Regions from separate parts of the Homo sapiens genome. Here region 1 is linked to region 2. The links are chromatin loops, found by intact Hi-C in ENCODE. Cell type or tissue: endothelial cell of umbilical vein. All regions are shown on one strand. Each heading gives the region's core, and the rest is flanking DNA. Links, peaks and the distances in the headings are about the cores only.

What was found. Peaks named below come from ENCODE experiments on the same cell type or tissue, not always from the same donor. Only the 100,000 strongest peaks of a DNase experiment are listed, where the experiment ranks them.
Region 1: a loop joins it to region 2, with 2.0 times the contacts of the local background. A loop is called at or near these places in 3 of 110 quality-filtered maps.

Annotation. Positions count from the first base shown.
Region 1 is chr9:117,671,117-117,686,640 of GRCh38, reverse strand. It overlaps the pseudogene RPL35AP22. Among named protein-coding and RNA genes, the nearest start is that of TLR4, 26 kb to the left of the region's middle. In endothelial cell of umbilical vein, for the core only: no CTCF peak of the experiment used is centred there; DNase peaks (open chromatin) are centred at 6,910, 7,390 and 8,820; H3K27ac peaks cover 2,217 bases.
Region 2 is chr9:117,755,234-117,770,757 of GRCh38, reverse strand. LOC105376244 (a long non-coding RNA gene) reads right to left here and starts at 11,301. Exons shown (of 3, transcript XR_007061907.1): 1 at 9,309-11,301; 2 at 3,508-3,660. RefSeq lists an enhancer at 6,697-7,896. In endothelial cell of umbilical vein, for the core only: no CTCF peak of the experiment used is centred there; a DNase peak (open chromatin) is centred at 7,237; H3K27ac peaks cover 248 bases.

The DNA.
Region 1 (15,524 bases), core at 4,068-12,067, 85 kb after region 2:
CAGCATAAGCGATGGGAAAGAAAAAGCAATAAAGAAGAGGTAAATGAGGTATAAAAAAGAAAAGAACAGTAGCAGCAAGAAAGACACTTGATGGAGGAAGAAAGGAGAGGAAGAAGATAAAAAAAGATGGAAGTGTAAAACAGTCATAATTGACGCAAATTAAGTCAAAAGAAATTGGTGTTTGGTCAGTGAGAAGCAACTGACATATGTTGATACCCTCACACTGGCCTTTCATCAAACAGTGACTTACCTTCCAACATCACCCAACTATTTCATTGTTCATGTGCTGAGTTTCCCAAAGGTCATCTTGAGTTCTTGCAAAATATATATATGTGTGTATACACATATATACATATACACACACACACACACACACACACACACATATATATACATGCTTTTCCCCTTTTTCCTCAACACATAAAAATCCTCCGTATCCTTGAAGGATTAGTTCAAATGCTGTCTCCGCCAGAAATCATCCTTTTATTTACCCAGAGCTGCTTTGATTTTTGCCTTATCCATTTTCTAATTTTTCCTAATAATTTACCTGTATGTCTATTGTAAATTTATCTTTTCTTTCTCCCTTCCAGGGTGTTTTGGCTCCTGTTTATTCCCAAGTCTGATTGTCTGAAATACCCTCAAAGATCCTTTCACTGTATTTCTGTTTTCTTATGTTAGCCAAAGAATACTTACATTCAATAATCCTATTTAGTGGAGATATATAAATGTTAAAAACAACTGCAGAGGGAGATTTGCACAATAACATACTCATATTCTTCCATCCATCATATGAACGAACAAGACTGATGAATGAATTGAATAAATGAATTTCAGAAATAATGAAATGTGCATATTATCATATTGGGAAACTAAGAAAAACAGCTCAGTAATCTTGGAGGAGAATGGAGTAAAGATAGCACGAAATGATTCCTATCAGCTTCAGAAAACGAGAGGACAGGAGGGAGGAGATGAGGGACTGGTGGTGCTGGTCCCCTGATGCTCAGAGAATGGGTGCCCAGGTCTGCTAGAAACAGGACTTCTAGAAGGTAAATAGGTCCGGAAGACTATGGTTACAAGGCCAATTTTGCTGGCTATATGTAGAGGCTTCAGAAACAAAGGGAGTACATAGCTCTTCTTAAAATCGTAGGTATTTATGCCTGAGATGAAACTGAATTCTGTTTGGGCAAGAGATGTTCTAATGTATACAAAGCAAAGAACAGCACGGTGACTCTTGGCAGCAAATCGTACAAAACCAGAGTAATCTGGTTAAAGGTAACTCATGCCCATGGAAACAGTGGCAGGATTTGTTTCAAATTCTTAAGCAACCTTCCTGCTAAGGCCATTGGATGGAGAATTCATGTGATGCTGTACCCTTCAAGGATTTTAACTAATAACAAGTAAATAAATAAAAGTAGATATGGAAAACAACACACACACACACAAAGACAGAACAGGAAAACTATTCTATTTTTCATGTCTTTGTCGCTAACATTTGCTATGTGATCTTGAGCACAAAATAGCAACTACATCCCCACTTCAATGACTTCACCTGTAAAGGAAGGAGCTAAACTAAATTTTAATTTTTCCTCCTCAGAGTTTCTGGCATGCTATGTAAAGAAGAATGTGATAAAACAATATCAAAGGGGTAACAAATCCCCAGAAAATTTGAAAATTAGGTACAAGACTGTTTTTTTTTATTAAAGGAAAAAACATGAAGAAAAGAAGATAACTATAGCTATAAGGTGCTACACTCCATTTCAGCTTCCTAAAGGACATCCCCCTTCTCCCCCGTCAATTACACAACCAACTCGAACAAAGAGCATATAACTTAGAAATGTTTATTTTTAACAAAGAGAGAAGCCTGGACATAACGTCACAGCTTGGAAAATCTTATCTCTCCAGAGTTTTCAGCCTAAATAATTGGATCAGCCTCATCTAACAAATGCTGCTAGCTTCTAAGTCTATGGAGAAATCTGGTTTAAAATTGCCACTCAGAACTGTGAGGGACCTTAACATCTCAATTAAATGGTTGACATAAGAACAAGATAAAAAGAAAATGAGAAGGTAGACTGACTAATTGTGAGAGAAAGGGGATTTCTTCATTGCACAAAACATAATCTTCATTTAAGCAGAGATTGTCAGAAGTTATCAGCTCCAAATACAAACACATAAAAGTTCAATAACAGATAATTCAACAACAAAAGGCATCACATTTCTACATGGGGGATTGAAAATTCAATATCTAACTATATAAAGGAAACTGGAGCACTTTAGACTTCCCCCAGATCTCAGAATGCATCTCTCCTGGGTTTACAGTAAGGAATCTCCCAAATTAAGCCAGACTTCTAAACAATAATTTTCCAGCCGCAATGTCTGCCAAATGTCAATAAAATTTCAGAATCCCACTGACAACAAGAAGAGAAGATACCCTACAAGAATATTCAAGGGATATGGATTCATCGAATTCAAAGTCTAACCTTAGGAAACACTTTCACCTGGAGTTTCTTCTTTGCTCAAAAGTCATGTGACATTACCTACTGAAGGAAGAATGTATTTCTAAGGAGAAAGGGAGGAAGTTGTAATGTTCTCCTGAGTATAATTCCTCCCAGAACTAGTCAGGAAAGATTCCATAACCCTTGGTCAAATGTTTAAATGTGAGAGAAATAAATGGTGAGGACTAGACAACAATTAATATAGCATTCATATAGCAGTGCAATGTTCATATTCCACTCGAGTGAAGGCATCATGGCAGAATTGAAATGGAGCATGTTTTAGAAATAGACAGATTTGAGTTTGAATCTCTGCTTCACATTTTGCCAACTGTGTAACTTTGTCCCACCACTCTATTTCCGTCTATAGAATTCGGATAAAACTGCGGTCTTTATGAGGTTGTCCAAAGGATGACATAAAAAGTATTAAGAAAACATCCAGTACAGAGCCTAGTATGCAATAGGTGTGTGCTAGATATGTAAAATATTATTATCTTTATTTTTCTTTTCCTCAAATTACAACTTAGAGTTGTCTATAGCCCTAATTTTATTTGTTGAGCACTACTGGTGGGGCTAGAGCAAATAATGACGCTGTGCCATGACTGAAATTATATGATCCACCCCACCACACCCTGTTGGGCATTCCCTTTAGCTTCATTGTGTACTTGGCTGGTGGTATTGAGGTTAGAAGAAAGGGCCCTAGCTCCAGTGTCAGGAGATTTGAGTGGACACATCACTAGATCTTTCAGGAACTTTATTACCCCATCTTTAAATAGGGACTCATAATCTAAGCTCTGCACTCTACTATCTGATTTTTAAAAGGACTTTACTAATCTGGATTTGCATCCTAAATTACCCACCTATCCTACAGGAAATTCCCATTACTTCCCTTAAGTTCATATGGTAATTTGCAATTGATAAAATGCCCGTTTATTGACTCATAATAAGCTCCACCAACCAACTCATTTTGAGAAAGATTTCACATTCATTGACTCATAATAAGCCCTGCCAACCATTCATTCTCACTTTCTCTCTTTTTGTCCTCAATCGTGGTGTGAGAATCAGACTTCTATTGTACTCATATGTACTTTTTTATTTTCTATTTTAGCTCTCAGCTTACCTGTTAAAGTAACAGTGCAGCTACTTTAGAAAGTGATCACCTTCCCTTTTCCTTTCACACTGTTTTATTAAGTTAACTAACTGCCCCTCCCCCATGCCAACAGATAGATGCATGGAGAAACAGACTAAGTAAGAAAATGAACCCTGGGACAGAGAACTCAGATAATAGCAAAAAAAAAAAAAAAAAAAAAAAAAAAAATAAGAAGCTTTACTTTGTAGAATGCTAGCTCAAAAGTAAAACAGAGAGCCCAAGGTATATGACTAACTCTCAAGTTTTTCCCAAATGGAGTCCTATTCCTATGTGCTGCCTCTGCAAAAGTGAAAGTATTTTAGGATTTTAGGACTGGACTAAATAGATAGATATTCATCAGATTTACATTGATGTTGTTTTCATGGAAATTGAATACGTACTTACCACCTAAAATGCCAGCTTAAGGAAAGTCCACAGTGTTTATATCATGGCAGAGGTAAAAAACCAAATTCAGGGAAATATATCTTTGAATGGTCCACTGATGAATAATGAGAAATAAATAAATTTGAACATAAAGGACTAAGTTTCAATGTTGTATTCAACCTCAATGATAGAAATAAAGGTACCTACCCCACCACTCCTAAGCCCACTCATAATATATCTCTCATCTCCTCTGAAACGGGTAAGTATAGGCTTTTGGTCAGAGATTTTTGAGATATTTTCTATTTGCACAGAACTTCTTAATTCTACCACTGGTTAGCAAATTATATCATAGCTTGTGAAGTGCTACAATCAGCCAACTGTACAAAATAAGGTCTTAAATCTTGGTTCTAGTTCAGGCTCTAACACTATTTACTGTGTCAGTGAGGATAATGGGCTTCCACTTCCTCATCCTGAGTTGATTTTTTAATCTCCTTCATCTGTATTCTTCTGATTCTCTTTTGTAATGTCCGTTATCTTGCAGCAGTACTAAATACTTATATCAACTCTTCTCACTTGTGCAATTTGGATTACCACTTTTCCGCTTACTAACCAAGTGGCTTCAGTGATGTTAGTAAGCCTCTCTGTGCCTGACCTTCTTCTGTAGAGTGAACAGTAGTTTCCTCATACAGTATGAGATTAAATGAGATAACAAATCTGGAACTCTGCTTAGAATTGTTCTGGACACATAGCAAAATCAATAAATATAAGCTGCAGTCGTTATAACTCAGAGTAAATTATAAGATCTTTGATAAATGGGACCATGCCTATTATTTCCCACAGTGCATTTCTGCAAATCCCAGAGTAGACAGGACAGTGCTAGGTATGGAAGGATGCACCCAATAAATCGATACTGACTAAATGGATAAATTAGTAGTAGAAATATCTTGGAAACTAAACATCTTTCAAATATTCAATAGGAGAGGTCTTCAGCAAAGCAAAGAAAAAACATCTTCCTAGAATAACAAGTAGTTTAAATAACTGTGTGCATGCATTAACAGTACTTATTCCAGGCAACATCTCAAAAGCAAGACAACACATCTTCACAGAAGCCTATGCTCCTTGTTCCTAAGCAATTAACACTAAAATAAACCATAGACTTCAGAAACTCCAATGGAAAACTGAAGCCTAGAGAATTTTCAGAAAATTCCAATGCATGTGTACACAAGAGCACAAACTAGAGTTACTTAGATCTTTTCATTCTACATGTTATCCAGTTTCAAGGTCATTCCATAAAGCTTTTTCTAAATAACCCATCTACAAGTATCAAAACTCCTCTTCTGAGTACTAGAAGAACATTCTCTATGTTTCTTTTAATTTTTACATGTATACATTTTCTATACACAGTACCTTATCTTGAGGCAGTAGACTTTGAATTCAGAAAGACCTTCATTAGATACCAATTCTGTTACTTACCATCTGAGCATCCTTGAGCAAATTCTCTGATTTATTGAAATCTATACGTAAGAGCTATTGTTGGAAAGATTAAATAAAATAGTACATGTAGACATGCAACAAATATAAGTTTCTTTCTTTTCATCCCTTTTTTTCTCCTAACCATATCTCTGAAAGTTCTTTGATAATAGGCCCTCTTCCACTATAGTACAATATCCTCCTCAGAGAAGAATAAGCATTTATTTCATTTGTTCTTCTATGCTTAGTACACCTCAGGCACCATTTATGAGTAAAATACCATTAAGACACAGAAATTATATTTCTACTCCAACCCAACCAAAAGTGAGAGTATACAGCCTTCTGTTGTGTAGTTACCCTTAGAAGAATAGAGAGTGAACAAGTTATCTCTAGTGTCTAAAGGGTGAAAAAAAGAAAAGAAAAGAAAAACAGACTGAAAAAGTAATGATTACATATTTTTGCTTCTTTCATTTCTGATTTCCCCAAGTATCTAATAAATTAAAATAAAACAAACTCCAAGATGCACATTCTTCTTATTTCTGGAGGAATAAAATCAAGGAGCTTATGGAAGACTTCAAAAAATTGTTGCAGTAGATATAACATGAAATGGAGGGGAATCATAGATTGTAACTGACTTTCTGCCTTCATACGCAACAGGAAGAATGTACGTTCATAGGCAACAAAGTGTTAGTAATCCTTGGTTGAAATATTGTTTTACCTCATGCAATGATAGTTGAGATCTAAAAGAAAAATTTTAAAATGTAAGAATATTAGGTTGGTGCAAAAGTAATTGCAGTTTTGCCATTACTTTTAATATATAATTAAATTTAAAATATAAATTAAAATGTAATGTATATTACATTTAATAATATAAACATACACACAAATGCATACACATAAAACAGAGTTATGGACCTGAAACAATCTATTCTTCTAGGAGAAAACAAGTAATAAAACCAACAGGTAACAAGCATTCAGAGATAATTGCCAGTAATACTCAGACATGTGTTTGATGATTAATAGCAATAGATTTCACAGAGGTGGTTAATAAAGAGGCAGGCAGTGTTGAGACAATATATAAAATGATTAAAAGTGAAATGGTCTTTGGTCCTCAAAGGAAGAAGGAAGGCCTAAAGAGTTTGTCTTTCCCAATACCTGTCACTAAGAAGGTTTTGTGGCATTGAGAAAACCAAGAAGAAGTTAAAGATAAAAACTTGCAAATGGAGAAATTATTCATATGGAAGTCTTGAGCAGTTATTTAACCACTCTTGAAAGTGAAACCAAACAATATCTCAGGCCTTTTTCAGCTTTATGAAAAGACTGATTATCACTAATTTCTTTAAGTGTCTGTTTTTAGATAATGAAAACAGTGGCTGAAAGAAAGAAGATGGAGTCAAAAAAAGTTTAATACTAAAGATCAAGAGAGCCAAATGTTGAATATTTGGCAACAATTGAAAGTACGAATCCCTGAGATTCAAACCTGGAAGTGCTGATTTACGTGCCAGAAAGCATGTGTTAAAAAGTTGTCTATTAGCCACATTTATCTAAATGCAACAGGAAGGATATGACTCCATCTTCCTAAATGGAATGCCTTCCAAAGCTCAGCTCTCTGAGAAATTTCAGAACAAATTTTTTCTTTCAGAAAAATAATCATTCTTGAATGCAAAAAGGACCAGTAGGAAATACATCTGATTATTGTTGAAACTGCTATATGTGGAACCCTCAAAAGTTTTCCTATCCAATACCTTCCTTGATTTCTTTGATTGGTAAGTCTTTGAAATTGCTGCACAAAGTAATCAAAAATGGAGAAGAAACATTTTTTTCCTATGAAGAATGATTCTAAAGAAGTGGATCTTAGTAACCAAGTGGAAGGGAAAATCTCGGCAAAGCCACTGATCTAATCCAATGCTTCCATTCTGCTGACAAGGAAAACAATAACATAAGCTAATTCTTCTCAAAGATAAGCAGTTGAGAGACAAAACCATATAAACTGAACCCTGGACTTAGCATAAAAAGATCTGAGTCATTTGTCCCTGCCAGGTTACCCACTAACAGTGAACTTGAGAAAGTAACATAAACTCTCTCACCTCATTGTCTCAGGTTGGTCATCAAGGGCTGCTAGTGCAAACATTCTCAGATTCTGGGATACTTTTATGATTAGACACATTCATAAAGAACAGACCGTACTGGCTTTAATCCCAAACTATGACAATAGGGAGTTGGAAAGGTATTCTTTTTCCAAACAAATTCTCCTTTAGTATTCCAAATAGAAAGGGAATATGATGAATAGATCCCTTGCTATCCCAAGAATTCTGTTTTTTCCCCTAGTGCTATCAGTTACTTGATATTTAGTTATTTGCTTTTTTAAAAAAAAAGTATTTTCTTTTCTTGCTATGTGTGGATCACTCAGGAACAAAAATATTTGGCTAAATATTTTTGACATTAACTACTTAATTTGAATATTTTTAAGATTTGCACAACTTTTTTAAGATATTACCTTGCTTGAATAAATTAATTAGAAGATTATCTGTTATGTAGCTGCACATAATGAACCCTTCCCAGATTGGGTCATTCCTAGCCATATTTTTGCCAATATTTTAAGGACCAATTTCTCTCCTAAACTTTGTCCCTTTATGTAGAAAGTATTCCCAACCACAATATATACTTGGCAGTTAAAACTGAATGTGGGTGGAAAAGAAACAAATCTTTCTTGCACATTTCTCATTAAATCCCAAAACCTCTTTGTAGCTTATTTTTAATTCTTTAGAGAAAAATCCTGTTACTAAAAATGTCTGGTACTACCAGAAGATATTACTTTTTGTCTTTTGATCCTGGGACCTGCAACCTGAAGAAAGGTATTGTGCCTTCACTAGGGTATAAGGATTCTGGGTTATCTTACATAACCTGTTGCTGAGTTAATTCAGGAGAAATGAAATATACAAAGAGCAATATGCCCTACAACTTTGACATCATCATCAACACCATCATTATCCATCATTGTAGCAAACACTCATAGCATTATTTAGTTTGAGGCACTGTTTTAATTACTTTACACATTTTAACATAATGAAGTAGAAATGAAAATGTATTCACAGCTTGTGTTATAAAAATTCAACTTGTAAATGTTGTATTAAAAATTTATTCTTCTGACCATCCTAATACAGATCTATTCTTCACAAAGCTGTCCTGGGATATGAGTACCACCCAGTGGTGATGTGTTTATCCATTAAGTTTAATATTTTCTCCTATCAAAATTTTTCTTACCTCCTCCAGTAATGATAGTTACATTGCCTTTCACTAAGTAGGGTTTAGTTATTTAAACTTCAGATGAACTTCCTGAGTGTATTATTGGAACATGGTTTTCCTTCCCCTTTAATATTTGCATTGTTCTCTGAGGATGGATTATAGCTTTTTCACTCTGACAACTTGGGGTTTGGCCATGTGACTTGCTTGGCCAATAAAATGTATGTGAATGAAAATTAAACCATTGCAACCATAAGCTTTGCACTGGCTTGTGTTGTTTAGCTTTGTCTCTTGCACTTCTGCCCTGTACCATAAGAATACACCCTTAGAGGCACTGTTCCTTAAACTCAAGTTCTGGAATAAAAGATAGATGGAGCCAATCAAAATCAACCCATAGCTTGAACTAAAGCTTCCTAATTGACCTGGATAACTGTGAGGGAGAAATAAATATTCATTGTAGACCATTGAGACTTGGGGGGTGGTTTTTTATGCATCATTATTGAAACAATAGCTAGCTAATAAATTCTCATATGTTCATGAGCATGTTAATTATCTCCATTGGCCCCCACCCCTTCCTCTTCCAAATCTTGTTTACCTTTGGTAAATATATGTTCCTCCTTCAATTTTCTTTCCCTAGGTTTTATTTATAAGTCTCCAAAGTCTTTAACGATGGTCAATGAACATAAAGCAGTTCATTTATCAATGAACTGATAAATCTTTATCAAAGAAATATTTATAGTATACTTAATTAAAAATTTTAAAGTAGCTTTAAAATGACTTTGTATTCAATGTTATTTCCATATTTTCTTTCAATGTTAGTCTTGTAACACTAGATTCAGATTGCCTGGGTTTGAATCCTGATTCTGTATTCATCTCTTACTGGGTATGAGGCCTTGGACAAATTTCTTATTAATGCTTCTACTTTCTCACCTACAAAGATGACAAGAGTAGTATCACCAATACAAGGTTCTTTGCAAGATAAAGGTAGTTCATACACGTAAAGGAATTAGAACAGTCCTGGAAAATGGTAAAAACTCCAAAGTTGGCTATTAACTTCATCATCATCATCTATCATATATCAAATCTAGAGAAGGTTGTTTGACCTATAATATGGCTTAATTAGTTGTTTGTGAATGTGCTTGAAATAAACAGTCACCTCTAATTCCTTTTAATTGGAAGATATAATTACTACCTGTAATTCTAGATGATATATTTCTATTTTAAATGTGCTTTAGTAGTCTTCAAATAATATAGTCTTCAGAAGAACTGTCTAAAGGAAAAAAGGAACAAGGAGTAATGCTTAAATTTTAATGTTAAAAAATAACTAAGGATGAAAGAAGTTAAAGGATTTGCCCTAAACTCTCATGAGTAGTTGTATCAGAGCCTGGGTGGAAAAGAACAGACTTACACATAGACTCTTTTTTTTTAAGGGTGGTTTACTTATGGTTGATTCCAAGCTCTTTTGGAATTTAAGTATCACTGGAAAATATATTGTTAAAAAATGAATATAGAAGTCCTCAACAGTCTTCTAGTGTATGCTTTTCTAGGAAAGGATAGATCCTCTTCTTCTCCCCTCTGAAATATTTGACCATCTTTCATTTTCAGTGTCTTGTGTTGACATTAAATACATCAAGTAGAGAGTGAACTTAGGTATTGGGTATTTGGTCCCCAGGTATTCAACTGTTTCTACTGTATTGATTGTTCCTGATCTATAAATGCTTCATCAAGTGATTTTCCTGTATTCTGTAATATTCCAACCTTATGTCTTAAATTTTATAACCCACCCTTCTGATTAATTATGTTCAGAGCCTATCTGTATGTATTCATCTGTTCTCACACTGCTATAAAGATACTACCTGAGACTGAGTAACTTATGAACAAAAAGGTTTAATTAACTCAAAGTTCCACATGGCTGAGGAGGCCTCAGGAAACTTACAATCATGGCAGAAGGCAAAGAGGAAGCAAGCACCTTCTTCACAAGGCAGCAGGAGAGAGAGAGAGAGATTGAAGGGGGAAGTACCAGACACTTATCAAACAACTAGATCTCTAGAGAACTCATTCACTATCATGAGAACAGCATGGGGGAAACCATCTCCATGATCCAATCACCTCCCACCGGGTCCCTCTCTTGACATGTGGGGATTACAATTTGGATTACAATAAAAGATGAGATTTGGGTGGGGACACAGCCAAACTATATCACTGTATATATGTTGATTATTTCTATCTCAATGATTTTATTCCTTACCACATGCAGATGTTTTTGAACATCCTGCTTGAATCTTATTGCTTCCAAAATGTTCCCTCTGACTTGCCTTAATACATTCTGTCCTACACTCTTTATTTGTGAGTTCTCAATACTTCCACACAATACATGCCAAAAGAGAGGTATGGGAAAGTGGTTTTTATAATTTAGATGAAAAAGTTTCATATATATGTGCTATAGGTGTCATTATGAATTATCAAAAAAATTAAAATATAATATTAAGTACTTGGAATAAAAATTAATCTTTGATAAGTCACAGTGTATTTCAGTATTTTTCATGACTAAAGTTGACTAAGAGGAGGACAATCATATCAGTATCAATAACTTACACTTATGTGATATCTATCACATTTTTTCAAGTACACTTAAAACAATCATATGAGTAAAATTGAACAGGAAATTTTTTATAAAATATTTTTTATTATTAAGTAAAAACACGTGACCACCCTAGGAAATTTGGAAAATATTGAAGAAAAAACAAGAAGGAAATACAATCTCATCTCATTGATGCAAGTCTGCCACATATGCTACAATACTTGGAAAAATTTTGCTAGTGTTTCTTTTATTTTACGTATTGCATTTTACTTTATTTTTTCTGGCTGTGTAAAATTTGATATATGTAACAATTATAGGGACAGGTGTTATTATATTTAGAAATATTCATTTTAAATATAAAGAAATTTCAACTTACAAAGATAAGTCACCACACAAGTTTGTAAGCAAGAACAAGCCAGAAAGATCAGTGTCTTAACTGTCCTGTAAGTGCCATGCTCATATCTTCACTGTCTTATAAGTACCATGCTCATGTCTTCCCTGTTTTCGTGTTTCAACTACAGCTTCCCTTCTCCATCCCTGGAGAATTTCCTCTGCCTTTTTTGCCTAAGAAATTATATTAGTCCTTAAACCCACCTCGATGTAGTACATAACATTTACATTTTGGAGTTACAGCTGTGTGATGTTGGACAAGTTGCCTATGCCCTCTGAACATAAGGTTCCCCACCTGTAAAATGGGGGTAATATAATTAACTTAACAGATAATTGTGAAAATTTACTCAGACAATGCATATATATGGTCTAGGACTAGAAACTGATGGAATCAGAATTTAAACCAGGTCTGCATGATTTAATACATCATGTTGCCTCACAAATATTGGAAGCTCCATAAAAGTGGCACTGTCCTAACCAGCCCCAATTGGCCCTGCATGCAAATCTTGGGCCAATTCTAATCCCCTCAGCCTAGATTTTCATTGTGCAAAACAGGTATACTAATTATGTCTAATTCATAGGAATATCATGGAAATTAAATGAAATGATGTGTGTGTCTGGCATATACAGAGAACTTCAATACATGATAGATTGTTATTTTTCATAATACCAATGATAAAATGACAATGGTGATTAAATTTACGCTTTCTTTTTGTTATTCGTGTCTTTTTTCATTCTCTGTACTGTTCATTGCTAGGCTGGAAAATACCTTGTGCCCATTATCTTTCCTCTTGAGGAATGTCAGCAAAACTTTTTTGAAGAAAGCAAAAAAGTTTCAAATGCAGGCATTTTAATTAAAAAGAAAAAAATAAAGAAGAAAAAAGACAGGGCAGAGAGGTTGGATTGAGCTGTTTCTTTATATTGAGAGTTTTCCTGAGGGCGGGCTGCTCATCATCTGTCTTCCTGCTGTTTTGCACCTTTGCTTATACAATACATCCACTCCTAGAGGCATCTTAGCAGAAAAAAGATGAAAGGGAAGCACTGGTGCTCCTTCTGGACACAAGAAACAGAACAGATGAGACAAGAAATGAAGAAGACGTGAGGATGGTGAAATAGGCTGGGCCAGGAGAGGAGGAAAAATATGGAAACATGGAAGAAGAGAAAGAAAAAAAAGGAGGACAAAGAAGAGAAAGAGGAAGTGAAGGAGAGAAAAAGAAAGGAAAAAAATGAGGAAGAGAGAAGAATGATGAAGGAATTAAATCACAGGAAAGACAAACATGAAGGGAAATGAGAATGATAAAAAGAAATGTGGAAAAAGGGAAACAAAGGTGAATATGATGAAATCATAAGAAAAAAAGTAAAAAGAATGAAATAAATGAGTGAAGAAAAACAACAGTGATAAGAACTAAAACAGTCGTTAATGTGAAATAAAAGGAGAAAAGGAGAAAAGCAAGAAAGGGGAAACAAACTTGAAGAAGAAGGAGGAGAAGGAGGAGGAGGAGGAGGAAGCAGCAGAGGAGAAAAGAAGAAAAAGTGATGAAGCAGATGCTGGAAATTAAGATACTACTTCTACTGTCTTAAGCAGCTCGAGCTCACATTAAAAAAATCATAAATTGGGTGTCTTAAATAACAGAAATTTATTTTTTCACAGTTTTTTCCAAGGCCAAGGTGCCAATATAATTGATTTCCGGGGAGGGCATTGTGCTTGCATTCTGGGCAACGACCTTCTCACTGTGTCCTCACATAGAGGGGAGAGAGAGAGAATCAGAGAGCAAGCTCTGGGGTGACTTTTCTTAAACAAGAGCAGTCATCCCATTGTGAAGGCCCCACCCTCATGACCTTGTCAAAACCTAATCATCTCCCAAAGGCCTTGCCTCCAAATACCATCACATAAGGGTTAGGGTTTGAACATATAAATCTGGGGGGTGGACACAATTCAAGTCACAGAACTGCTATTAATGATCATAAACACACTATCAATGGAAAGTGGGAAGAACGGAGTTAATGTAGCTTATACACTTTGTGCTTCAAATGAATGATTTTGTTATAGTCACTCTAACAATGCTCTAAGATATCCACGGTGATTTTACAAATAAAGAAAGATGTCCATATTTTCTTTCCTCCTTCTAATAGCAAATCAAAAGTTATTTTGTCCTGAATGTCTATTGATGCCAATGTATACCAGACCTTTTTTTTTTGTATCGCAATTTTTAATATATTAGGGCTTTTTATTTCTTAGTGGTCATGAGTCATTTCAGGGCATTCTTTGAATACCTTATCTTCCTAGGTCACAGTAGATATTTCTAGGCAAAAATGTGGAGGAGGAAAGAGAAGATGGGGCTTGGCTCAAGGACATAACACATCCTTGTTTGACCTGAATCATCTTGGTCAATGTTTTGACCTGAATCATTTAATAAACACAAAAGGGAGATTATGTAAGAGGAGGTCTTTGAAAGAGGCCTGAAGTAAATCTGGGTGATTCAAGAATAAACCACAGGAAGGATGGAGCCTAAAATCATGGATTGCATAAGTTTATAAACCTTACCTTCTCTACCTAATCAAAATTGTCCTTGTAAAGGAGCCATCTCTTTCCCTAGTTCCAAGTAATAATTGCTAAATCTCTCTGAAAAAAAATGGAGTAAGTTGAGATCTGCAAAATTTTATTTTTAAGAAAAATGTAAGAAACATCAACTTCATGAAAATTAAAAATTTGTTTACATTAATTTAATTTCAACTAATGGCACTGCAAATATTTGGTTAATTTTTATGTAAAGAAAAGCAATCATGAAATTTTATTCATGAAAACCACAGTAACAAATGATGAAGTTGAATATATCTCAAACAAGTCAAATTGTGTGTTATCACCCAGTGCTGGGTCTAGAGTGTCCTTTTCTTAGGAAAAAAAAAAAAACCTACAAAATAGAAAAAGTATTATTTCAAAAAGGGCAGAAAATAAAAACAAAGAAAACTTTCTTCTAGAAATTAATCCTATGATGACTCATAGCCAAGTTCCAAAGATATCTATGCAATAATATCATCATAAATTCTTTAGAAAATTAAAACATGCATTCACACACATGCACACACACCTACATATACACACATGAACATCTGAAAACAATTTAGATATCCATCCTATGGCACATATTAATTAAAGCACAATCTTTGCTCATACAGGGAGAAAGTGAGTGTTCATCAAAAGGACACTAGGATTCTACATTTATGGACATAGAGAGATAATATCTTGTCAAGTGAAAAAAGCAGACCACAGGAAGCATGGACAGTATGATCTCATTTATACAAAATGTTCTCTGTGTGTGTGTGTGCATGTGTGTGTATGTGTGTGTGTATGCATGTATGTGTTTAGGTGCAGTGAAAGAAATGGAGGAGTACAAGAGTACCCATAAGAAATAATAGATTTCAGAGGATTTTCAACATAGTATTAGCAATTGACATTTACGTGATTGACAGAATTTCTTCTCTGTACTTTTCTAAACTGTTTGAATTATTTTTCTAAAACTTAAAAAAATTAAATACATCATAATACAAAGTATATATATAATCTATAAGTATAATTTTGAAATAATAAAGAGAAATTGTCATAGGTACATGCGAACCCATCACATAGTTTAAGATATATTGTTTAAATTATTTACAGTGGGTTAATATGATTTTATAATCAGAAAACGTGCATACACTTTTGGAATAAATGAGAATGAAAGGTCATATGAAACATCCATGCTCCTCATGGCTAATGCATCCCATCCTCTCCCACATTTGGTTTTGTCTTGTTTACCTACATGAAGCTATTAGTGTATATTACACCGCCTCATTTTCA
Region 2 (15,524 bases), core at 2,954-10,953:
GGAGGAGAAGAAGAGAGAACAGGAGGGAAGAAAGGGGGAAAAAAGAGGGGAAAGAAAAGAGGAAAATGGGAATAGAATAAGACTGAGAATAAATAAGGAAAAACTAAATTCCAGAATCTTTCTGTCTGGGCTCTGAAGTAAAGCTCAGAAACATTTTCATTGAATTTGATGAAGCAGATATTAAACAGATATTAACCATAGATCTTCAACAATCTTCTATTTTATATGTCAATCAAATATTAGTGCCTCTTGGGAAATTGAATACTAGATGCTGATCTCCTTACTATCAGCATACAAACACACAGTGTCCCCACCCCTACCCCCACAGATATTGGCAGTTACTTTTCTTTAAGACTCCATAACCTACCCTGTACTTATTCTTAAAGAGTCAATTAATGATCCTCCTCATCGCTGAAACTGACTGTATCACTCTAATTTTTCTCTGAGCCCTTTGTCCTCTTTCAGAGCTGCCTCACGATGTCTCTGGTCCACCAGACTTGGAAGATTTTTTTCATATTTGCACTGTTCCTTCTTTCAGATCTGATTGTCAGCTCCTTGATAACTGGTATCACATGGACATCCTCCAGTTGGGCTCCCTCATTCAAAGCCTGGCTCTACATTCACAAGCTGTATTATGTTGAGAAGTTACAATCGAAGTAGAACCTGTTTCACCATCTGTTAAAGGGGGGAAATACTACCATCTACATCATGGGGTGGTAGCCAGAATCAAATAAGATGATAGATGAGAAGTGCTGGCTCTACCCTGCTATCTAATTCTTGTCACTTTCTGGCTGAAAGGCAATGGGGCCAGCAACCTAGGTTTTGAAGTTTGCTTTACTCATTGGAAAAATAAATGTAACACTCAACCCTTGGGAACATCATAAGATAGTATAATACTGTGGTTCTAAGTTCAGATCCTGGAGCCAGACTACACAGATTCAAATGCAAGCTGCCCCACTTACTAATGTATGGCCTTCAGGCAAATTACTTAAATTCTCTTTGCCTCTATTTCCTTATTTGTTAGAAAATGTTATTATTACCTATTCCATAGTGCTCTTGTGGGGATTAAATGAGTTAATTCAAGTAAAGTACTTAGAACAGTTCCAGACACAGAGTGAGCTTTAATATATGTTAACAATTATTATTGTGATTTCAGTGAGATAGTACGCATGAAGGACATAGACACATGGTAGGATTTCATCATGTGGTAATCCCCACTCAGGAGATAAAAATCCTTCCACTCCCAGAGTTAAAGTCTATCAATAGAGACAATACATTGCAAGGAAATGGAATTTTTATCTCCTATAATCTAGGTGAATGCTTAATACCATCATTACTAAGGATTTACTTTTCATTTGTATTTCTTACACATCAATATTTTGTTCAGGAGAGCACCAGATCAGGAACTTGCGAATTCATCAGATAGAAAACTTTTGTTGTTTCTAATGAGGAAACCAATTCTTCAAGCCTTGTTAGAATTGCCAAACAGGGTTTCCTGCTGGGCAGCTTCATTTACTTGGCATCTCCTACTGAGAAACACCAGTACCATTCACAGATTGGGAAATGGAGAAGACAGACAACTGAATGAGAAATACCAACTTAAATGCTGAAATTTGTCACCACCTTCCAGAGAATAGGAACAGATCGTTTTTTTAAGAAAATGAATTTCAGGAGTTAGGCAAATTCATTGCATTTATATCCTCTGAAAATGTCAGAGCTAAACAATGAAATTTAAGAGCTCCTACAGTGGCAAAGCTGCAATTGATTGATAGCAGCTGCTGGGAGCAGTGAGGAGAGAGTGATTCTGAGGCTACTTCCTAGTTCAGTGGAAAAGTACTATAATCCATTAGTGATGCCTGCCATGGCCACGGAGTTGGACAGTGTTAGACCAACTTGCCATATTCTTTCTGTTTCTGATCTAGTCAAAATTCCTAATGCTACAGATGTTTTCAAATTCCCTACATTGGGAAAAGAAGGGTTTAGACTACGTTCATTTTGAAATGCCATTAGTACATGCAAATTTACTGAGACGTAAAGAGTTAAATAAATAAGAATGATTTGTGTATTCTTGGCAAGCAATTGGAAACTGCCAAACAGATTTTATAAACTCTTGAATAATGATGTTATTTCTTGGATAGTTTAAACCGTCTTTTCCCCATCCCCATTGGTTATTCTGTTTTTAATCTTTACTGCCTAGGAAACCTATTAAAAATAGGCTGACACTTGTTTAAAATCTTTACTAATTCTATAATAGTAAAGTGTACAAAGAAATTGAATTTTACCAAGAATTTGGGAATAAGCAAAATAAGCTAGCATGAGGTCACCACAAGAAAAATATATATGGCCGGGTGTGGTGGCTCACACCTGTAATCCCAGCACTTTGGGAGGCCGAGATGGGTGGATTGCCTGAGCTCGAGAGTTCGAGACCAGCCTGGCCAACATGGTGAAACCCTGTCTCTACTAAAAATACAAAAAATTAGCCGGGCGTGGTGGCGGGCACCTGTAGTCCCAGCTACTTGGGAGGCTGAGGCAGGAGAATCGCTTAAACTCGAGAGGCGGAGGTTGTGGTGAGCCAATATCGTGCCATTGCACTCCAGCCTGGGTGACAGAGTGAGACTCCATCTCAAAAAAAAAAAAAAAAAAAGAAAAATATATATGATTATTGTGGGCAGTCTTCTAAGAATTTTAACTTAAAGAGAAGTTTGGTTTTTTTTTTCAAGTCATTCATGGATTCATGGATTTTGTTTTTTGGTTCCTGTTTTTGTTGTTGACCTACTAATATAATACTAATGATAACAACTCTTTGTGTTTTTTAAGCACTCTCCCTTATATTATTTCATCTGACCTTCACATTAGCCTCACAAGCAAGGCATGATAATAATTTTTATTCCCATTTTACAGGGAGGAACTTGAGCTTCAAAGGTAACGGTTTGGAAATACCAGGGAAATCCTATTTTCTCTATATATATATTTCTCTCCATCTTGGGAAGGAAATTAGAGGTTGAACAAACCTAATGCCATTGATTTGATTCAAAATTTCAGCCTCACACATCTCTATCATCAACCCTAATATCCCTTGAGTTAAACTAATTTAGTATCCTAATAAATATTTAAATAGAAAATATTTAATACCCTAATACATAGGTTTAAGGCAAGTTGCAAATTGTCAAATGATTGATAAAAAACACAGGATTCTATAATAAGTAAATGAAGAAAGTTACTTTCAGTGGTGGATTCAGAGAAGGATTCATAAATGAGAGGGACTTAGTTTGATTCTCAAAATTAAATAAAACAAAAAGACGTGAGATGAAAGACATCTCAGAGAAGTTTCAGAAAAGTGGTACAAAATCCTTGTCTTGAAATTCAGTAGAGAAAAAGATCACATACAACTCCCTGGAGTGAAACAAACGGAGGGACATAATTGGAAAATGATTTCTGACTACTCATGTTTTTTAGTTATACCCATAGCTGGCATGTGGTCACAAGTGGTTCTACCGTGGCACTGACCTTGCTCAAACATACCACATGGTTTTTAGTGACAATCAGTCTTGTGTCTTCATCCATTTTTTTTGCCATTTGCTAGATGCATGCCTTTAAGCATATAACTTCACTCCCAGACTTCTTCTTTTCTTTTTTCTTTCGGCTTTTTGTTTAATTTTCCTGGAAGAAAAAATGATGTCTATTTCCCAGGGTTGGCGTAGGATCATGACAACCTACAAAGGGCACCTGGCATATAGCATGTGCTCAGTGCATTAGTTCTCATCCTTATTTCTTACTGTCACAAGCACCTATCTGACTCTAGAGGAAAGAAAATATTTGATTTTCTCTAAGCAGTACCAAGCCTGCAGATGAGAGTATCAGTACTGAAATTGAACTTCGTGTGTATGTGTGACACAGGGTTGAACATTTCATCAATTTCTAACATTGTTCAGCTAGAGATTTAGGGTAGATCTCCAGGAAAGCATGGAAGTGACTCTAAATTAAATCAACCTGGTAAATTGCTCAGGGATTGTGATGCCTTGCCACCAATAAAAATACATAAATAAATAAATCACTTCTAGTCTCTAATAGTTTACAGCTTGATCTAGCAGAAGTAATTTTTCAGAAATTTTACTAAATGCTCATTTAATGAGTGTGAGGGGAGTGGCACGATCTAGTATGTGTGAAAACAGATAACGCTTATTATACTAGACCCTATTTCTTAGAATAAAACTTAATGCATGTGGACTCAATGAGATTAGGTAAAAAGGGAAAACCTTTTGGGTTTCATGAAGACAAAAACATATACACATACATCTTTACCCATATCTATACTTAGATACATATGTATGTATGTACTTATATAAGTATGTATGCATGCATCTATTTTTTGAGCTGTATGTGGCAATTCTACCTACTGTACCAAAATATTTGCTCAATAAATATCCTCATAGCATAGATAAGAAACAATTATAGTTAACACACCAATTTATACTATGCATGTGGATATTTCTAAAGTACAGACAAGTAATTTTTGCTATTAAGCTGTTTATCATAGCTTGCCCCACAGTCATTTTGTTTGTTTTTGAGATGGAGTCTCACTTCATCACCCAGGCTGGAGTGCAGTGGTGACATCCCGGCTCACTGTAGCCTTTGTCTCCTGAGTTCAAGAGATTCTCCTGCCTCAGCTTCCCAAGTAGCTGACACTACAGGCTCGTGCCACCATGCCTGGCTAATTTTTGTATTTTTTTTTTTAAATAGAGTCTGGGTTTTACCATGTTGGCCTGGCTGGTCTCGAACTCCTGTCCCCAGGTGATCCTCTCACCTCGGCCTCCCAAAGTGCTGGGATTACAGATGTGAGCCATCACGTCTGGCCCTCACAATTATTTTTAATGCTATATAGTTTACTAAATAAAACTCTTTTACTAAGATCTGTAAAAGCTTAGTTTAGCCAGCAAGCTATACTGTACAAGTTGACCACAATTATGGATCAATGTTCAATCGAATGTTAGAATAAAATTTCTCTTTAAAGAGGTGACATGTTGATCTGCCATTACTGGTTAACATCATAACTTGAAGTGGTTTGCTAAATATCATCAAGTCCTTAGGAACAGAAAATACAAGGATAGATGATGTTTCTTGGGGAGGATGGGTGGAACATAAAAGCTACCTAGAGAAGGTCAAGTGGTTGGTAAGGGGAGCTTGTGATGGCGTTGATCGTCTAACGTGGAATAGGAATGGATAAGAGGAATTAGCTCTGGGAACAGAACTACATGATGGGCAAAGGGGCCCACTGAGTTTCTTTCACATATTCAACAAAATTTTTGAGCATATACAACATAGCAGTATGTATGTTTAAGCAATAGCATCTGCGTATAGCAATAGCAAATGTGAAAAGCAGAGTCCTTGCCTCTAGAGATTATGTGCAGTGCACTATCTCTAAAGGTGTGTGACCCCCCCACCCAGCATCATCAGTACCACCTGGGAACTTTTCAGAAATGTGAATTCTTGAAATCCACCCCAGACCTACTGAATCAGAAGCACCGGGGTGGGACCCTCTAATCTATGTCTTTAGGAGATTTTTAGAACCACTGGTCTAATGGAAGGGGTTCTATAACTTCTGTTCCCCAAAGCTATCCTGCCACAGAAAGTGTGAGAGGGAAATAGCTTAAAATGGCAGGAAAGTTATTGATAAACCTCCTTGATTCCTGCGTGTCTCTTTGCCTATGCAAGTCATTTGGTATATCTGTGATGTTGCCTGGTGCGTGGAGTTCCAAACTTTCCTGCTCACCAGAATTACTAAAGAGTTGTCTATTCATTCATTTACTCATTCATTTGTTCATTCATTTTTTTTTTTTCTTTGAGGTGGGTCTCTTTCTGTCACCCGGGCTGGAGTGCAGTGGCGCGATCTCGGCTCACTGCAAACTCCGCCTCCTGAGTTCAAGTGATTCTCCTGCCTTAGCCTCCCGAGTAGCTGGGACTACAGGCTTATGCCACCACACCTGCCTACTTTTTGTATTTTTACTAGAGACAGGGTTTCACCATGTTGGCCAGGCTGGTCTCGAACTCCTGACCTCAGGTGATCAGCCCACCTCGGCCTCCCAAAATTCTGGGATTATAGGCATGAGCCACTGCACCTGGCCTCATTTATTCATCCTACAAATATCTGGGAAACATTGACATTAGGCATTCATATAGGCATAAAGATTCAGTTGCAAAAAAGACAAGCATTATCTTTGCTGTTAAGGAGTTCAGAATCGAAATGGGATGTCAGAATATAAACAATAACATAAAATAATCATAAAAATTACAAAAGCAAAGAAAGTATTATAAGACAGTCTCTATGTGTTGTATTGGTCAGGGGTGCAACTTAGTCAGAGTCAGGAGGTACCTCTCTGAAGAAGTGATATTGAAGCTGAAGGATGAATAGACATTACCTGAGAAGAGAGACCAGCCTTAGCAAAGTTCTAGAGAAAGACAAAACGTCACTGTGTTCAGGGAACTAAAAAGGGCAAGCATGAGTAGAGTGAAGAGAACAAAGGAAAAGTTATTCTTGTTTGAGATTGAAATGGTATAGGTTGTTAGAGACCAAAGCCAGGTAGCTTGGGAGGACACAAAGAACAGGGAAAGGCGAAGACTCAATTCAAGTTAAGATGGTCACTATGGCCTCAAAAAAAAAAAAAAATGGATGAGAGCAGAGCAATGAAGGCTGAACCAGTTAGGATGATCTGCTGCTGTACCCCAAGTAAGTATCCAAGTGATCGATACTGGCATGATGGGGGTAGGGGAGTGTCAGGTAATGCAATAACATACAAAGCAGGGATCACTCCATTTAGAATGGGTTGTCACTCCCAGGAATGGCTTCCAAGCTATTAGGACCCAGAGATAACCCTGGACTTGGCAACTAGGTAGAGAGAAGGGGTATTCACCTATGTAAGTGACCTTAGGCAAGTCCTTGCTCGAAATCTCTCCTCCTTTCTGCCACCAATCCACTCTTACCCCTTAGTTTCTTCTTCCTAAGTGTTGCACTCCCACTCTTCTTTTAAAGTGCACATGCCCCGAGGAATTAAAGCTCTGAACAGTCTTTGAGAACGCTGAGCACATCAGTTCCTTCCTGAGAGAGGAGGGTTACAAGGTTCCTTGGTTACAAGGCTAATGCTCTGCTGTGACCCTGGTTTTCCTCTAACCCAGGTCAGGACAGGGATGTGATGTGACTGACACTTTTTACCCCACACATGGCCTCTGGTGACTGAAGGTTGACACTTTCACCAGCCCTCCCCCCAGGGTGCCCCGTCATCTCTCCTCCAAAGCTGACAGCACATTGGCATTGCTGACAAATGACTCATTTCCAGCCACATAAAATGGCTTCAATCTTCTTTTTTGAAGTCTCACAGATTACCTCCTCCGCCTCCTGCTTTTCTGACAACTTCGCTCCAGCAGTGCATTATGTTAAAAACCACACTTATTATGCCAGAGTGGGTCTGGCACGATTAGAGTTCAGTTTTTATAACAGATGTGGATATGCCTGTAATGACCTGCTTGGCTCAATGCTCCTGCAGGCCTGTGACCTGCACAGCTAGTGTCACAGGACCCAGTGTCCTCCCTGCAGAAATCCCATCTCCAGAGGGAGAAGAGACTGTCCCTCCTTCTGCACTCTTTTAATTCTATTTGAATGTGGGGTGCCACCATGAACTGTCACCCAAGTCAGAAACCAAGGTGTTCATTCAGATTTCTTCCCCACCTTTATCCCTCTTAGCCAGCCACTAAGTTTCCTTCTTTCTTTTGCTTTGGCATCTCTCCAAAGGCCCACTCGCATGCTCCTGGATCACACTACCATCACCCTTCTTTTAGAATATTGAACAATCCTCCATCCATATCTCTGCCTCCAGTCCTGCCCTTCCAAAACAGGCTCCAAAGTAATGGTTCTAAAATGCAGAATTATTCATCTACACTCACTGCTCTCAATCCTTTAATAGCATCTCACGACCTTGGGAGAAAGGCTTCAGCTTAGAATTCAAAGTTCTCTCTAAAGGCCTCTCCTGCTTCTTTACTCCAGACCACCTTCACCCAAAATCTGTTATGCAAGTAGGTATCAAACTATTTGGAGGTTCCCTCGTACACCCTACTCCTGGGTTCCTTTATAGCTTTGCTTAAGCTTGTTCTTACCTGGAATGCCTGGTTTTCCTTTTTCTTTGCCTCACTAATACCTTCTCATTCTGCAGGGCTTATTTCACCTCCAGGTAATCTTTCATGAAATGCCCTCCTCAAAGGTATTACGAGCCCCTTTTTGATACTAAAAGAGTCTATGTTCCCCTCTATCCTGCCATGAATCTCATTAATATATTGGTTCTTTTACTTGTCTTCTGTCCCACTGAACTATGTGCTCTTTGAAGGCGCAAGTGGTGCCTTAGGCAACTCAGCACACCCAGAGACATATAGAGCAAAAGGTAATTGACTATGGAACTCATCCTTCCAGCCTGCAGTTCAGCTTTGATGATGGTTAGTGTGTGCATCGTGGTCCTCCATACATGACACATTTTAGCATCTGCCAGCCCATTTAATCTTCACAACAAACCTATAAGGAAGTCATTTTAACTGATTTTACAGATGAGAAAACTGAGCCTCAGGGAGGTGGAATAACTTGCTTGTTTTCATGCAGCTAGGCAGAAGACAGTGCAGTACTGGCTGAGGGACATCTACATGGATTTGGGTAGGAAAACATAACTATAGAGCTAAGCCATGAAGGATTAGAAAGAATTTGTCAGTTGGAGTAGAGTGGGGTGAGTGGGAAGGTTATTCCAAGAAAACAAAAAGTGTATTTCTAAATATCGACATCATCATGACAAAAGCACAGAGCTATGAGGGAGAGATGCGGTTACAAATAAAGTCCTAGTCTGAATACATTTCTACCAATTGCTAGCTGTGTGATCTGGAAGAGTTGCCTAACCTCAGATTTTTCTTATATAAAATGAGAATAATAAAAGCTCCAAAGCCCTTAGATTAATATGCAGATACAATTAAATACATGTGTATTATGTATTATATAACTCTGTGTGTGTGTGTGTGTGTGTGTGTGTGTGTGTGTGTGTGTGTGTGTGTATCTTCCTAAGAAAATACTCTGACAAGCAGCAATGGCTCAATACATGTTAGCTATTTCTAGTAATGCTATTCCAATTATCTACTGTTATGAAAGAAACTACTCCAAAGCATAATATTATCAAATAACCATTGTTTTGTGCATCACAAGACCTCAGCTAGAAGAGTTGTCTCCAACCTATGCAGCATGAACTGGAGCACCCACTTCCTGGATGACTTCTTCACTCACTCACCTGGTGCTCATGGGCTGGGTTGTCATCTGTGTAGGAAAAAGGTGGTACTTGTCAGCCAGGTATCCAGCTCAGGCTGTTGACCAGGGTAGCAGCAAAGACCAGATTGATCAGGATGTTCTCTCCATGTGTCTCAGGCTTATCCCTGAGTCGCGACTTGTTTCCCAGAGAGGAAAGAGACATGAGCAGAATCTGCAAGGCTTCTTATGAGACAGCTTCAGAAGTTACAGAAAGTCCCTTCTGACAAATTCTGTTGGTCAAATAAGTAGGACAGCCATCCCAGATTCCAAGGGAGACAATTAGATTCCACCTTTCAATGAGAGGTTGACAATGAATTTGTGGCCATCTCCAATACACCACACAACTGGTACTACTAGCAGTGCTACTAGCACTATTATGACATTCAGAAGTGACTGCAGTCATTCCACTGCGATGAGCATATAGAGTGCACATAAAAAAGGGATGACTGGGGGATGAAGCCACTGAGAAACTGCTACACCGACATGGTAGAGTAGAAGCAGTAACATTCTAGTCTCTTCACTACATCCCACAAAGCCAGTGAGAACTAAGCAAGTGAATTTCCCAACCCCAGGGGGTGCATGTATAAACCAGGGAGTCAGAAGCTACACTCTGAAAAAGAGTGAGACTACTAGGAGCATCCCTGGGATTTCTTTTCTGACTCACCTGAAATGAAGCAGCCAACTCTCCCTAGCCTCTTTCTTTCTCTTACCTGATGGAGGTCACACTGAGTTATTTTTCCAAACTTTGGAGGTAAGAGAATGAAAGGTCTCAGCTATCTTGGCCATCACAAGCCAGAGTTACTCATGGGGAACAAGGCAGGAAGCATAAAGAGGACATAGCAAAGCAGATGTTGTACATAAAAGACACTTTCTAGCACAATGTAGTTCACATTTCTTCCCTTACTTACTGTGCTGATTTTTTTTTAACCATATGGGTTTTTGTCGCCACAAGATATGTATGACCTCTTTTCTCAGTTCATTGATCTGGTAACACACACACACACACACACACACACACGCACACATCTTTGGGGCTGACCTGTTCTTACCTGTTAATTCTATTAATGTCCCTGTTATAAGGCTACAGTCGAAGAGAGAACTATATAATTTAATGATATCTCCTGTACTTCTCTTCTTTTTCTTAATTCCTGACACCAATAACACACACAAAATTAAATGCATTTTTAAAAGTACATTCAAAGACATCCTTTCACACACATATATATTTCATTCTCAAATGTATCCCCATTTGGATGATAAATTACATGATTGCCTAACTTTCGAACATAAAAAGTACACTCCTCTGCAAAACATACCATTCACAAACAAACACACAAACACAGAAACACACTGAATTCCCCTTCTCCTTGCAAATACACACAGATAACCAACCACTCTAAAATGCACACACAAACACACATACACTCATAATAACACAGAGATGCCCTCAATTTCTAAATGCACACTTTCAAATCCTTGCCTAAATCATCCTCCCCAGACAAATAGCACACACCCATTCACATATTAATACTAACAGACTCTCATACCCACAAACATGCAAGAGAGAAATCTAGGAAAACCAGACACACACAAAAAGAAAAAATATATAGAGAGACATGTAGACTAATGCACTCTCTTCAGTATTCCCTGCACATATGACACCTCTAAGGAGGCTGTTGATACGTCCTGGACACACAAAAATGCCCGTGTTCAAATGAACTCCTCCACACCCACATACTACAGACAAATCCAAGCATATCCTTTTTTTAATTGTGGTAGAATCAAGCATCTACTTTCAAATACAAAATCACACATAGACTATAATAAATAAAACATATTCAGGCATAATTATACACACACACACACACACACACACACAACTTCTGGCCTTAAGTTCTCTTCTTCCACCAACACTGTCTCTCATTTCGTCTTAAAGCCCAGCCTTCACTCAGAAGATCATCTTTATGGAAATCTTCCCATAAACAAAAAAGTCCTCCTTTTTAACAGAGCTGTCCTAGTGCAGACAATCCCTCTGCCCTAGATGGCTCCTGCCTCCCTCGTGTCCCAGACTAACTGCCCTGGCCACCAACAAAGACTCTAGAAACACTTTTGCAATTCTTTAATTGGCCTCAATTTAGACAGACTAATAGCTCTAGAAATCTCAGAGGACAAAAAGATAACACTTAATAAGGATGACTGCTTAAAAAGGAACAAGGACATGTCCTTTGCAGGGACAAGGATGGAGCCATTATACTCAGCAAACTAACACAGAAACAGAAAACCAAACACCGCATGTTCTCACTTTTAAGTGGGAGCTGAACACATGGACACAGGGCAGGGAACAACACACACTGGGGCCTGTTGTTGGGTGGGTGGGGGGCAGGGGGAGGGAGAGCATGAGGAAAAATAGCTAATGCATGCTAGGCTTAATATCTAGATGATGGATTGACAGGTGCAGCAAACCACCATGGCACACGTTTACCTATGTAACAAACCTGCGCATCCTGCACGTGTATCCCTGAAGTTAATATAAAATAAAATAAAAAGGACGACTGCTAATACTGAAAGCAAAGGGCCAAGTGCTGAGGGAAACAATTGAACCTTGAGTCAGGACATCGGCTCTAGTCTTATCTCTGCCACAAATTTGCTGGGGGACCTAGGACAAATTCCTCTCACTCCCTGGCCCTTGTCTCTTCACCTGTGAAATTAAATTTTGGACATGAGGTTCTGTTTTCTAAGATCTTAAAGCTGTAATCCAAAGTACGTGAACATTTCTGGACCAAAAACTGCTAGCAGGTAACAATTGTTATTTTGATTAGAAAAGGGCACTGAATCCTTCTGCTTAAGTCGTATAGGAAAAGGTGTGCAAAATTTGGAATTAAAAAAATCTCAGTTCAAATTTTTTCTCTGACCCAAATTAATTAAATAAATGCTGTTTATTTAGCAGTTACCTTGCACCAGGTGTGGTGCTGAGTACAGGACAAGAGACTCACCTGAAACAATCTCTTGTCTTTGCAATTTAGGCGAAAGAATAAAGAATAGGACATCAACAAAGAATCTGGGTATAAATTATTTACAAGCTGTGAAAGAGATATTTCGGTCATATTATCACACCTTAAAAAATCACCTTTCATCTGTTTTTTTCATGATTCCACTTTTGACTCTGGCTTACACACATCTTGACTTACAAAAAGCTCAGGGCAAGCTCAAAAGCTGCTTCCCAACTCATCTATGTTTTGACAATGAGCCTCTATTTGTGATATGGCAGGAAGAGCTGAGCAGCCCATAACCTGTTCTTGAAGTTGTGCAGTACTGCACAGCACTGATACTAATTTCATTACTTTTATTCATCCAGCCTTGGGTACTTCAGCTTGTTGGGTTCCAGCCGCGATTAATTGGTAGAGCTCCCACTGACTTCTGATTAGCTGCTTTTAATTAGGGCCTAATGACTTCATTTGGTCCCTAATTCAGGGGGATGAGTTGCAAAACTGCCTGCAAACTGCTCAAACAGAATTACATTTTTCCAAGCCCTGAAGACATCACTCAAACTCTGCATACACAGTATTCTCCCTCCCTTGTTCCTCTTCCTATTGCCTCTGGACCACCCTGCACAGAAGCATGACAAAAAGGAAGCTTGTGACCCAGCTCCTGGCTGCTAGAGCAGATGTCACACAAAAAAGGCCTGGAAGTTGACAGGCTGGCTCCTAGGAGGAAGTCACCCCCTACAGCACTAACTCCTGCCCAGCGCCTAAAGGAAAGGCTTGGCATGCAAGAGTTTTTGAAGTCTTCACGTGCCACATTTGCTGCTTGCCTTCTTCGGAACAAGATACTCTCCTGATCTTTGCCTTAATATTCTGCTACAAACACCTGAAAACCTTCAAGCCTTCAACCTGTAACCCATAGCAAAGGTCAGAAAACAGAGAAAACAGTTTCCACCCCAGAATCCAAATGGACAGTTGCTGCTGCTGGTCTGTGATACTGGCTCTGACTTCCGAGACCACAGATCCTAACATTCTGTACTAGGGAGCAAGATAGTCACAGATACTCAAATCCTCTTGGGGTTCATGTTTAATATATAGATACCCAAGCTTTGGAGGCCCATCTCAGAAGGTTGTTTACTTTAACATTCTATTCTACAGATTTATTTATTTTTCAAAAGTAAGCAATTTGACAAACATTTATTTAACACTTACCATGTGCCAGATGCTATGTTAGTTTTCAGGTAAACACAGGTGATCAAGACTCCATCTTTAGCATCTAAGAGCCCATTGTCTACTGTGGAGGCAAATCCTTTGATTGATAGGTCAATGCTCTATAGTCAGTGTCTGGAGTGTAATAAGTGACAATTACAATTATATATATATATATATGTATATGTATCTTCATATATTTATATATGGTGCATATACATTTGTGCTTGCATATATAGTGTGTGCATATATATCAATATGCTAAAATGCACACCATTTAAAATGCTGTAAAGAACAAAGTATTCTCTCTTCCCTCAGCCCTCAAAGTGCTCTCCCCAGAGTCAACTGCTGTTAGCAGTCACTTGCGTTCATCTGCAAACATTTCATAGTCATCTGTACATATTTTTAAATGAGGAAAGTAAAATTAAGAAGGAAAAATATGACTTGCCCAAAGTGGGGTGACAATGACAGAGATTTTTATGGCTCCTGTACTCTCAGTCGTGCTCTTTTCCCAGAAACTTTTAATGGCATTGCCTGGCTCAAGAGACTAGTCTAGAAAACTTATGTTGGTTACATGCAGCCTCAAGAGAACTATACCTTGCAAAACCAACAAAGAGCTAAAAGAAAGACATGATAGGGACAGAGGGTGCTAGGAGGCAGATCAAAGAACTTCACAGGAGCTCCTAGACTATAAGACATCACCCACACAAATTCTTCGAGAACTGCCAACAGCTGTCCCTAATTCCTGCCCCTTGCCTTCTTATCAAGGCTGAACCAGGCATTGGGCAGGTCGTTAGAATCTGGTACCCACCCCTGTCTGGACTTGACTTCTGCATTTGACTCTGACACAGGCCATCCAAAATGCTGATTTGCCCTATACCAGTGACTGATGGTACTTAATTCATGCCTCCTACATACTCAAAATCTTCAGCCCCTGTTTGTGATTCTTTGTGCGTGTCTGGGTTTCAACAGCTTGCAAAGACCCTTTAAGTCAAGTGAATGCCATAGCAAGTGATGATATATATATATAGGATGCTCTGCAGTGAGTGAGGTAGCACAGCAGGAAAATATGAACTTCCTAGACATATAGACCTGGTCTCTGGTTTCAGTGATAAACATTGGATAAATTACAGAACTGTAAAATTCAGTTTCTATGTATAAAAAAATATCATATCTACTTATCAAACTTTTTGGAGAATTAGGTGACATAAGGAACTTTTAATGTGTCTGATGTGTAATGGGTGTTCCAGGTGTTCCATAAATAATAAACACTATTATATTCTCCTCCAGTTTATTTATTGTTAGTATCACTTAGTAAAACAAACAAGCCCCTGTGGCCAGTGACTGTGTTGTTTCACGGATATTTGTATGTCCATCATCAAACACTGTGGCTGATAACACAGTACATGTTTAATAAACATTCAGTAAAAGAAAGAATAGATGGAAGAATGAACAAATTGTATCTTTTGATTGTTAGCTCCATCTGAACTAAAATGATAACTCTTGATTTGGATCTCAGAGAAAAATAGAAGGCATTTTAAGCCAAAGTTACAAGCAAAGGCAAGTTAGTATGGGGAGCCACAGCATGTAAGGGTCTACGTGAAAATCAATGTGTTTGGAATCGAAGACTGATACACACCACTCATGAGTGAGATGTTGCCTATGACAACGTTCCACGCAGAGCAGCTCTTCCATAGATGTTTGATACATAATGCTGAGAATAAACACACACCAAATTCATGAGAAAGACTGAGGTGAACCCAGCAATTTTGTCAGATTTATTCAAAATACTCATTTGAGAAAGCCATGAAATGGGCTCAGTTTTTGTCATTCCTTGGAGCCCCAAAGAGGCTAACATGGAGTTCCTGGGTAGTAAGTAGAGGCTACACATGCCAGGCTGTGATCAGACAGATAGAGGTGAAGGGGTTGCAGCTGAAACTGGCCAAAGTATAAGCCTGCATTTACATCTTATAGAATCTTAAACATGCTATAACTTGCTTTCCATGTCT